2 separate regions of the Homo sapiens genome follow, and region 1 is linked to region 2. Evidence: chromatin contacts called from ENCODE Hi-C or POLR2A ChIA-PET data. All regions are on one chromosome and are shown on one strand. The core of a region is the stretch at or near the end of the contact, and the rest is flanking DNA. Distances in the headings are between cores, read along the strand shown. Region 1 holds the start of WLS (Wnt ligand secretion mediator). Region 2 holds the start of FOXD3 (forkhead box D3).

The links. A loop is a pair of places that touch in the nucleus more often than their neighbours do. ChIA-PET counts read pairs that join two places held with the same protein, here RNA polymerase II (POLR2A). Pooled maps may share reads with other maps.
Region 1: a loop to region 2 is called in a map with no recorded cell type, with 13 times the contacts of the local background. The contact joins the promoter of WLS here to the promoter of FOXD3 in region 2. A Hi-C loop is called at or near these places in 1 of 37 single-sample maps with no recorded cell type and 4 of 50 pooled maps. POLR2A ChIA-PET finds 5 or more read pairs at or near these places in 1 of 52 experiments (WTC11).

The regions. Positions count from the first base shown.
Region 1 is chr1:68,230,909-68,234,597 of GRCh38, reverse strand. WLS (Wnt ligand secretion mediator) reads left to right here and starts at 2,075. Exons shown (of 12, transcript NM_024911.7): 1 at 2,075-2,404. The coding sequence starts at 2,299.
Region 2 is chr1:63,320,592-63,324,323 of GRCh38, reverse strand. FOXD3 (forkhead box D3) reads right to left here and starts at 1,757. Exons shown (of 1, transcript NM_012183.3): 1 at 1-1,757. The coding sequence starts at 1,265. It overlaps FOXD3-AS1 (FOXD3 antisense RNA 1), which reads left to right. Exons shown (of 3, transcript NR_121637.1): 2 at 2,861-2,957; 3 at 3,134-3,440. RefSeq lists an enhancer at 627-1,316 and silencers at 1,640-1,719, 1,840-2,149.

The DNA.
Region 1 (3,689 bases), core at 826-3,325, 4.9 Mb before region 2:
GCCAAAGTAGAGGTAATTAATTACTATTCAGTGAATAACATTTGGACTGGGGGGGGGTTCCTCTGGGGCAGGTGCAAGTACTTTGACATCTTGGTATCCTTGAGTGCTTAAGAAAGAAAGCCTGGAACATGTTAAAGGCTCAATAAGTGACTTGGATAAAGAGTTGAATGAGAGAATAGATAAACAGCAACCACAGTCATGCATTGCTTAATGATGGGAATACCTTCTGAGAATGTGTTGTTAGGTGATTTGTCATTGTGCAAATGTCATAGAGGGCACTTACATAAACCTAGGTAGCATAGCCTACTACAGACCTAGGCTACACCGTGTAGCTGATTGCTCCTAGACTACAAACCTGTCTGGCATGTTACTGTACTGAACACTGTAGACAACTGTAATGCAATAGTAAGCACTCTGTGTATCTAAACATATCTATAGAAAAGGTGTTGTAAGAATATGGTATTATAACCTTATAGGACTACTGTCACACACACGGTCTGTTGTTGACTGAAACATCCTTATGTGACACATAATGATGTGTATATCCTCAGAACTGTTAAGAACTATTAGATGTTGAAGAGATGGAGTTTTGTATGCATAAAGTTTGGTGCTTGTCCTTGACAAGTCTCTGTTCTATTTGGAGATTAGAAATGAATGCTTCTATTAAGTGTAACCTGCATGACATCTTTTATAAGGGCAATGAAAATTCAGGAACAGAGTAGAGGAGGAGAGAGGACTGGGAAAAATAGTCTCTTGGCATGAAGAGGGTGTGTAAGGATGGGAGGGACAAGAAACAAGATGTGTGGGTGGTGGTGGTAGAAACTGCACGTTTGGGGAGCAGGGTGGGGTATTTACCAAACCAAGGGTCTATTGAGTAAGGTGAGTTGTACTGGCCAAGCGGCCAGTTTATGAAACATGGAAAAACCAGGCCCAGAAATTTAGGCTTGATAGAGCAGGAAATCTCTATCGGGAGCCCCGCCCCTCTTTTTATGGAAGTTAAGTATAAATATAAATATATGATTTCTCACAAAGAGACAACAAACATTGTAACTTAATATAGGTACCCTCTAAACCAACTAAGATCTCTTTAGACCTTTGAAATACAAACTGTGGGCTTGCTTTCACATTCACTTATTCATTCCACAAAAGATTATGGGGCACCTACTAGAGCTAGCATTTTGTTAGGCACCATGGGGGGTACAAAGAACAAAAAAAACTTGGTCCCTATTCCCCAGGAGTTTACAGCTCAGTGGTGGAGACAAACGTGTACACAAATCCTTACAATAGGAGGTAAAAATGTAAATACAGGATTGTAGGGGCTCAGTTCCCAGAGATACTGCATGGAGGTGGTGTGGAAAATTAGAAAGATTTTTTAACACTAGTTGGTTTTGGATCAGGTTTAACATTGATGGAGTAGAACATGTTCTCTTTAAGGCAATAACCAGGGTTAAGGCTGTGGAAGCACATGTGCTGGAGTAACGAACAGTGGTCTGATTTGGCTGGAGAGCAAGTTTCCTCAAGGGGCGCCGTGGGGAATTTAGCTGGGTATGTGCCCAATAACCGAGGCTGGGAATCTGGTAGAAAGAAGTCGAGCTGAGACTTTATTCCGCATCTCTGTGTTTTGACTTAGGCATCTATTGGGTCCTTTTAAAAAAAATTCTCCTCCTCTTTCCTAAAGAGAGTTCTAGCAGTTGGGGGTGGGGTGGGGACCATTTCCTAAAGTCAACGCGTAAGTTAAAGGTCTGCAAGGCGGTCCACCGGTGATTTAAATCTCGCACTTCGGAAACCAGAAAAGGAAACCTGTGAGAAGCTGGGCAGGGGGAACCCGCTTAACATCAACAGCAACCCCTAAATGGCATCAGACCTTGGAGAGACAGGTTGCAGGCCAGACTCGGGAGCCAGGCGCCAGCACCCGCCAGAGCTCTGAGCCCCGAACTGGTGGGCAAGGGGTAGAGGAAGAGAGGGAGGGAGGGAGGGAGGAAGCGCGAGAGGGAGGGAGGAAGAAAGGGAGGGAGGCGGCGTCATGTGATCCGCTTCCCTGCTCCTTTAAGCGTCCACAGGCGGCGGAGCGGCCACAATCACAGCTCCGGGCATTGGGGGAACCCGAGCCGGCTGCGCCGGGGGAATCCGTGCGGGCGCCTTCCGTCCCGGTCCCATCCTCGCCGCGCTCCAGCACCTCTGAAGTTTTGCAGCGCCCAGAAAGGAGGCGAGGAAGGAGGGAGTGTGTGAGAGGAGGGAGCAAAAAGCTCACCCTAAAACATTTATTTCAAGGAGAAAAGAAAAAGGGGGGGCGCAAAAATGGCTGGGGCAATTATAGAAAACATGAGCACCAAGAAGCTGTGCATTGTTGGTGGGATTCTGCTCGTGTTCCAAATCATCGCCTTTCTGGTGGGAGGCTTGATTGGTAAGTGCGGAGAGCTGCAAACTTTTCCCCCTTTCTGTCTTTTCGGGCCCCTTCCCTCTTTGCCTCTTGGGCTACTTGTTACAGTATCACTGCCTTGCTTCTATGATCTAATTAGTCCGGCTATTGTGCTTAAGAAAGCAGAGCTCCATGGGGCTCCGTGGGGCACAATCCAGTCTAGTGGCTAAGAGAAAAGGAGGGGAAAAAGTTTTGGCCTAGTTTCAGTATCCACTTGAAAGGCAAGAGGGGGGCGGCGGGGGTGGGAATCTTAAGCATGGCGACGGATCGCGCGAGGAAGCGCTGGGTTACAAAGTTGATTGCTCGCCCCCCCCCCCCCCCGCTTTTTCCCGCGTTCCCCCCCTTTTCCTCTCGGTTCCCTTCCAATCAGCTCCGGGAGGGCAACGTAATCGACTTTATTAGGAACAACAGAAGAGTCGGGGAACTGTGCCCGGCGCAAACCCGGAGCTCTGTTACAAGGCTGAGATACTTGCACGGTTGTAAATGCATTTGGTCGTCTTTGCTAGGGGCTGAGGGTTTGCAATTTGGGGTCCCGACCTTCGCGCCCTCTGCTTTCCCGCCGCACTCCACCCCACGCTCTGCCGTGGACAGGTCCGAATTGTCGGCCGGGAGGTTGGGTGGGATGGGGTGGGGTGGGAGGGAGTCCTTGACCAGCGCCGCGGGAAGTTGGAGAGGTCGGAGGGGAAAAGCGTATCCGAAAGGTGTTGCTTTTGGCCTCCTGCCCACTCGTGAATATCCCTTCCCCCACTACTTAGAGCCCCGAGAGCCGGTGACTGTGAATGTCCCCGTCCTCTTTTGGCGCTTAGGAGAGCGCCCTCAGCTCCCACCACAGCCCCCCGCAGGTGACAGCTCGCCGGCCTCCTCGGCGACAGCGCCCGCCCCGGGAGACCTCCCCTGGCGTGCACCTCCCGGACCTCTCTGAGTCAAACAGGCTTCCGGGTGAAGAAAACCGCCTCACGGACCGTCCACTCGGAAAAACTCCCTTCCCCTCACTGTCTCCCCATCTGCATCCATCCTCCCGCCTCTCTGCACACTCGCGCCCCCCGCCCCCTCAAGATTTGGGACATCCCGGCACAAACTTCAATGCCAACTTTGCAGCGGGCGCGGACGGGAGGTTCGGTTTCCTTACTTCACGGCTTTGTTAAACTTTGCGGAGTGGGGAGTCCACGGAGGGGCTTTCTCCGCGCGTGCCTTTACGGGCGCCCACGCGATGTGGGGTGCGGGGAAAACGCCCGGGGGCGCCGGCGGCGTCGCTGCCAGAGCTGCACAG
Region 2 (3,732 bases), core at 508-3,007:
GTCCCGGGTGGCCGCAGAAACGACTGCGCCGTGCTGCCGCCCCCTGAACCCCCAGTGCCGCCGGCGACCCCAGCGCCCACCGCCGAGCCCCCAGGAGCCGCGGGGCCCCCACCTATGATGTTCTCGATGCTGAACGACGGCCGCGCGCTTGGCTCGGACTTGATGAGCGACGCGGTGGTGCCCGCGGCGCCCGCTGTGCCCGCAGCGGCCGCGGCGGCGCCCAGGCTATTGAGCTGCAGCTGCAGGCCCGGGCCGAGCTGTGAGCCGAAGGCGGCCGCTTTGCGGCCCAGCTCGCCCGAGGGCAGCAGCGGCACAGCGGGAGGCAGCACCGGTGCCACCGGCGGCAGCGCGTACGGGTACTGGAGCGCCGCCGCAGCAGCCGCGGCCGCCGCCGCTGCCGGGTGCGAATAGGCACCGGCCGCCGCCGCAGGGTGCAGGCCGTAGGGGCGGCCGTAGGGTCCCGCGGCGCCGGCCGCCGCCGCCAGGCTGTAAGCGCCGAAGCTCTGCATCATGAGCGCCGTCTGCTCGCGCAGGTGCTCCTGCTGGTGGCGCTTGAAGCGTTTCCGGCGCCGCAGGAAGCTGCCGTTGTCGAACATGTCCTCGGACTGCGGGTCCAGGGTCCAGTAGTTGCCCTTGCCCGGGTTGCCCGGCTCGCGGGGGATCTTGACGAAGCAGTCGTTGAGTGAGAGGTTGTGGCGGATGCTGTTCTGCCAGGCGGGGAACTTCTCCCTGTAGTAGGGGAAGCGGTTGCTGATGAACTCGCAGATGCCGCTCAGGGTCAGCTTCTTCTGCGGGCTCTGCAGGATGGCCATGGTGATGAGCGCGATGTACGAGTAAGGCGGCTTCACTAGGCTGTTCTTGGGCTTGCTCGGGGCCAGGCCTCCCGCCGAACCGCTGCCCGCGCCAGGCCCGCCGCCGCTCGCGCCGCCCTCCTCGCCGCCAACACCGCCCTTGCAGCCGTCCGCCTCCGGCGCGCCCACGTCGCCCCCCGGTCCGGCCCCGGCTCCGGCCGCCTCCTTGGGCAATGTCAGGGGCTGCTGGTGGGGCGGCTGAGGCTGTCCGTGATGGGGTGCCGCCGGGGGCACCTCGTCCGCCTCGTCCAGGCGCAGCTCCGGCGGCCCCGCGGGGCTATCGCAACCTGCGTCGCTGTCCTTCTCTTCCAGCCCGTCGTCGCCCTCGCCCACCACATCGATGTCCACGTCCTCGGCCGTCAGCACCGTCTGGCCGGACATGTCGCTGGCGCTGCCGCCGCCGGAGAGGGTCATCCCTCCTCGGGGTTGGTAGCGGCGGCGGGGAGGGGGCAGCGGGCGATGAGGGTGTTCGGGGGCTGCCACGGAGCTCAGGGGAAGAGGGTTTGAGTGCCCCCGAAAGATGGGGGGCAGGGAGAGGGGAGGGGGCCGCAGGTGGCTTGGGGCCCGCTGGGCTCAGCTCACACTCGGCGGCCCCGCATCGCGTGGCGCGGGCTCTGCCGTCCGCCCCCAGCGGCCGCGCTCCGCGAACTCCTGCCGTCCCTGGCGCTCGGTACTAGGCGCTCGCTACCGCTCCCGGCCCCGGCGGTTCTCCACGCCGCGCCCCCTCACTTAGCCCGCCTTCCTCGGCCTCTGGCCCTGGCGTGGGGCGCAGGAGCGGTCCAGGCGGGCGCGGGACGCCGGGCGCCGAGCAGCTCGGGAGGGCGCGGGCAGGGACAGTAGCGGGGGGGCAGGGGGCTGGGTGTCAGGGACGCCGAAGCCCCGGTAGTCGAAAGTCCCGTTTTAAGGACTGGCCTGATAGATTACTTTCTACTTAAAGATCCAGCGGGAGGCGGGGCCACGTGACCGTGCGTGACGTCAGGGCCGCGGCCGAGCCGGCCAAACTCAAGTTGGTTCAGGGAATTGTCAACAAAGGGACGAGAGACGCGCAACTCCGCTCCGCACTGTGCGCCAGCATCCCCGGGGCACGGAGGGCGCTGCGGCCCGCCCGGAGACCCCCCCACCCAGGCTGGATCCGGGCCCTGGGGCCCAGGGAGCGGGTGGGTGTGAGTGTGGGTGGGTGTGAGCGAGTCAGGGCGTGGGCCTGGGAGCGTCCGCGGGACTGTGCGACTGTCGCTGCCCTGCCTTCCCCGCCCCCTCTCCCTTCCGCCCTTCTCCCCCCCACTTTGTCACACTCCTTAGACAGGGACTGGGCGACCTAGAACGAGGTTCCCATATCGTGTTTTAAAAAGCAAAACTTAGTCTCTGTTTTGCTTTTTGTTTCATTGTTTTTAGCTTTAAAGAGTAAGAGCAGCGCACCCGGCTCCCTCCTGCTAATTAGATTTCAGATTCCCCTCTGGCCTCAGTGCTCATTCCGGGGAAGACACCTGCTGAGATGTCTTTTTCCCCCTCCCCCAACCAAACCACTCAGGTCCTACCTGCTCTTTCCCGGCTTGATGCGGGCGTGTTTTCCTGTATGTATTTTTTCGTGCGGCCACAAAAAGCATCAGCTGGGGTTCCCGAAGGTCAGAAAATGGCTATTGATTAATCTACTAGAATAGTTGCCGAGAGAAATAAAAACGACGTAAAATAGCAGGGAACCTATAAATAAAGAAGCCATAACTGGCTACTTGGAGTTGTTAAACGACTTAGCATATGAAAAAATCGGAAATGAGGCGCTGGGGAAGGAGCTGGGATTGGCAGCGGCCTGGGTAAGTCGAGTGGATCCGGGAAGAGGCCTGGTGTCTTCAGGTTAGACGCAGCGCCCAGGGGCGGCTGAAGAAACGTGAGGGGTGCGGGCAGTGACTTCCCGGGCGGCGGGCATGGCCTTGGGGGAACCTGGGCAGACTTGGGCATGCCAGCATGCTGGGATCTCCGTTGCTGCCAGCTAACGTGGATTTTCTTCTCTTAAGGTGTGGACAAATCCTCCAAGATTTAACTTCCAAGAAAACCGGCGGCGGAGCGGGTGGAGGAGGCGAGGATGTGTGGCCAATGCACGCGGAGTGCAAGGCAAGTCAGTGATAGTAGGAAAAACTGTGGGGATTTCACTGGGACTGGAGGGGGAGGCACCGCAAACCGACCCCCAAGTGCGTGGCTGGGGTGCGTGGACCTCACACCTCCAAGGAAAGTCAGTGCTCTTGACGCGGTGAATCAGCGATGCGCCTCCTCTTTCCTCCCTCATTTAGGCCGCCTAGTTGGGAGCCGCAAGAGCCTGCCTGGTGTGGCAGGCACACGGAACCCAATCCCTGTCTGTCCGCTGCGGCCTGGGAGGGGAGCGCCGGCCTCACCAGAGGAAGGAGCACGAGGGGAGGAGTTCCGAGAGGAAATAATTAGTGAAATATTTGCAGAAGATGCTGGGATGTGGATTTAATTCCGGATGGACAGTGGTGCTTCTGATTCCCTCAGTCTGTTTCCCCACCCACGATCTCCTCTTTCCTTGGCCTAGACACACCAAAAATAATTCAATAAAATAAAAATAAAAATTTAAAAATCTGTAAACTTGCTTCATTACAGGCATTGAGACACACAGATTGACTTTCATCCCCATTAGACAGTTTCCCAGGATATAACACTACTCATCTGAGGCTGGGAGCAGGGTAGGGGGTGGTGACACTATCCTGAGACGCCCGCCAACCTCCACAGTTTTTCTTTATCTAAATGATCCCGAGGTTGCACACGGCCCTAAAACGCATCTCAGAGTTGATTTCCGTAGCTCCACAGCTTTGTGGCCCGCAGGCTCCGAACCGTTTACAATGCCGTCTAGACAGCTTTCCGCGAAACCGAC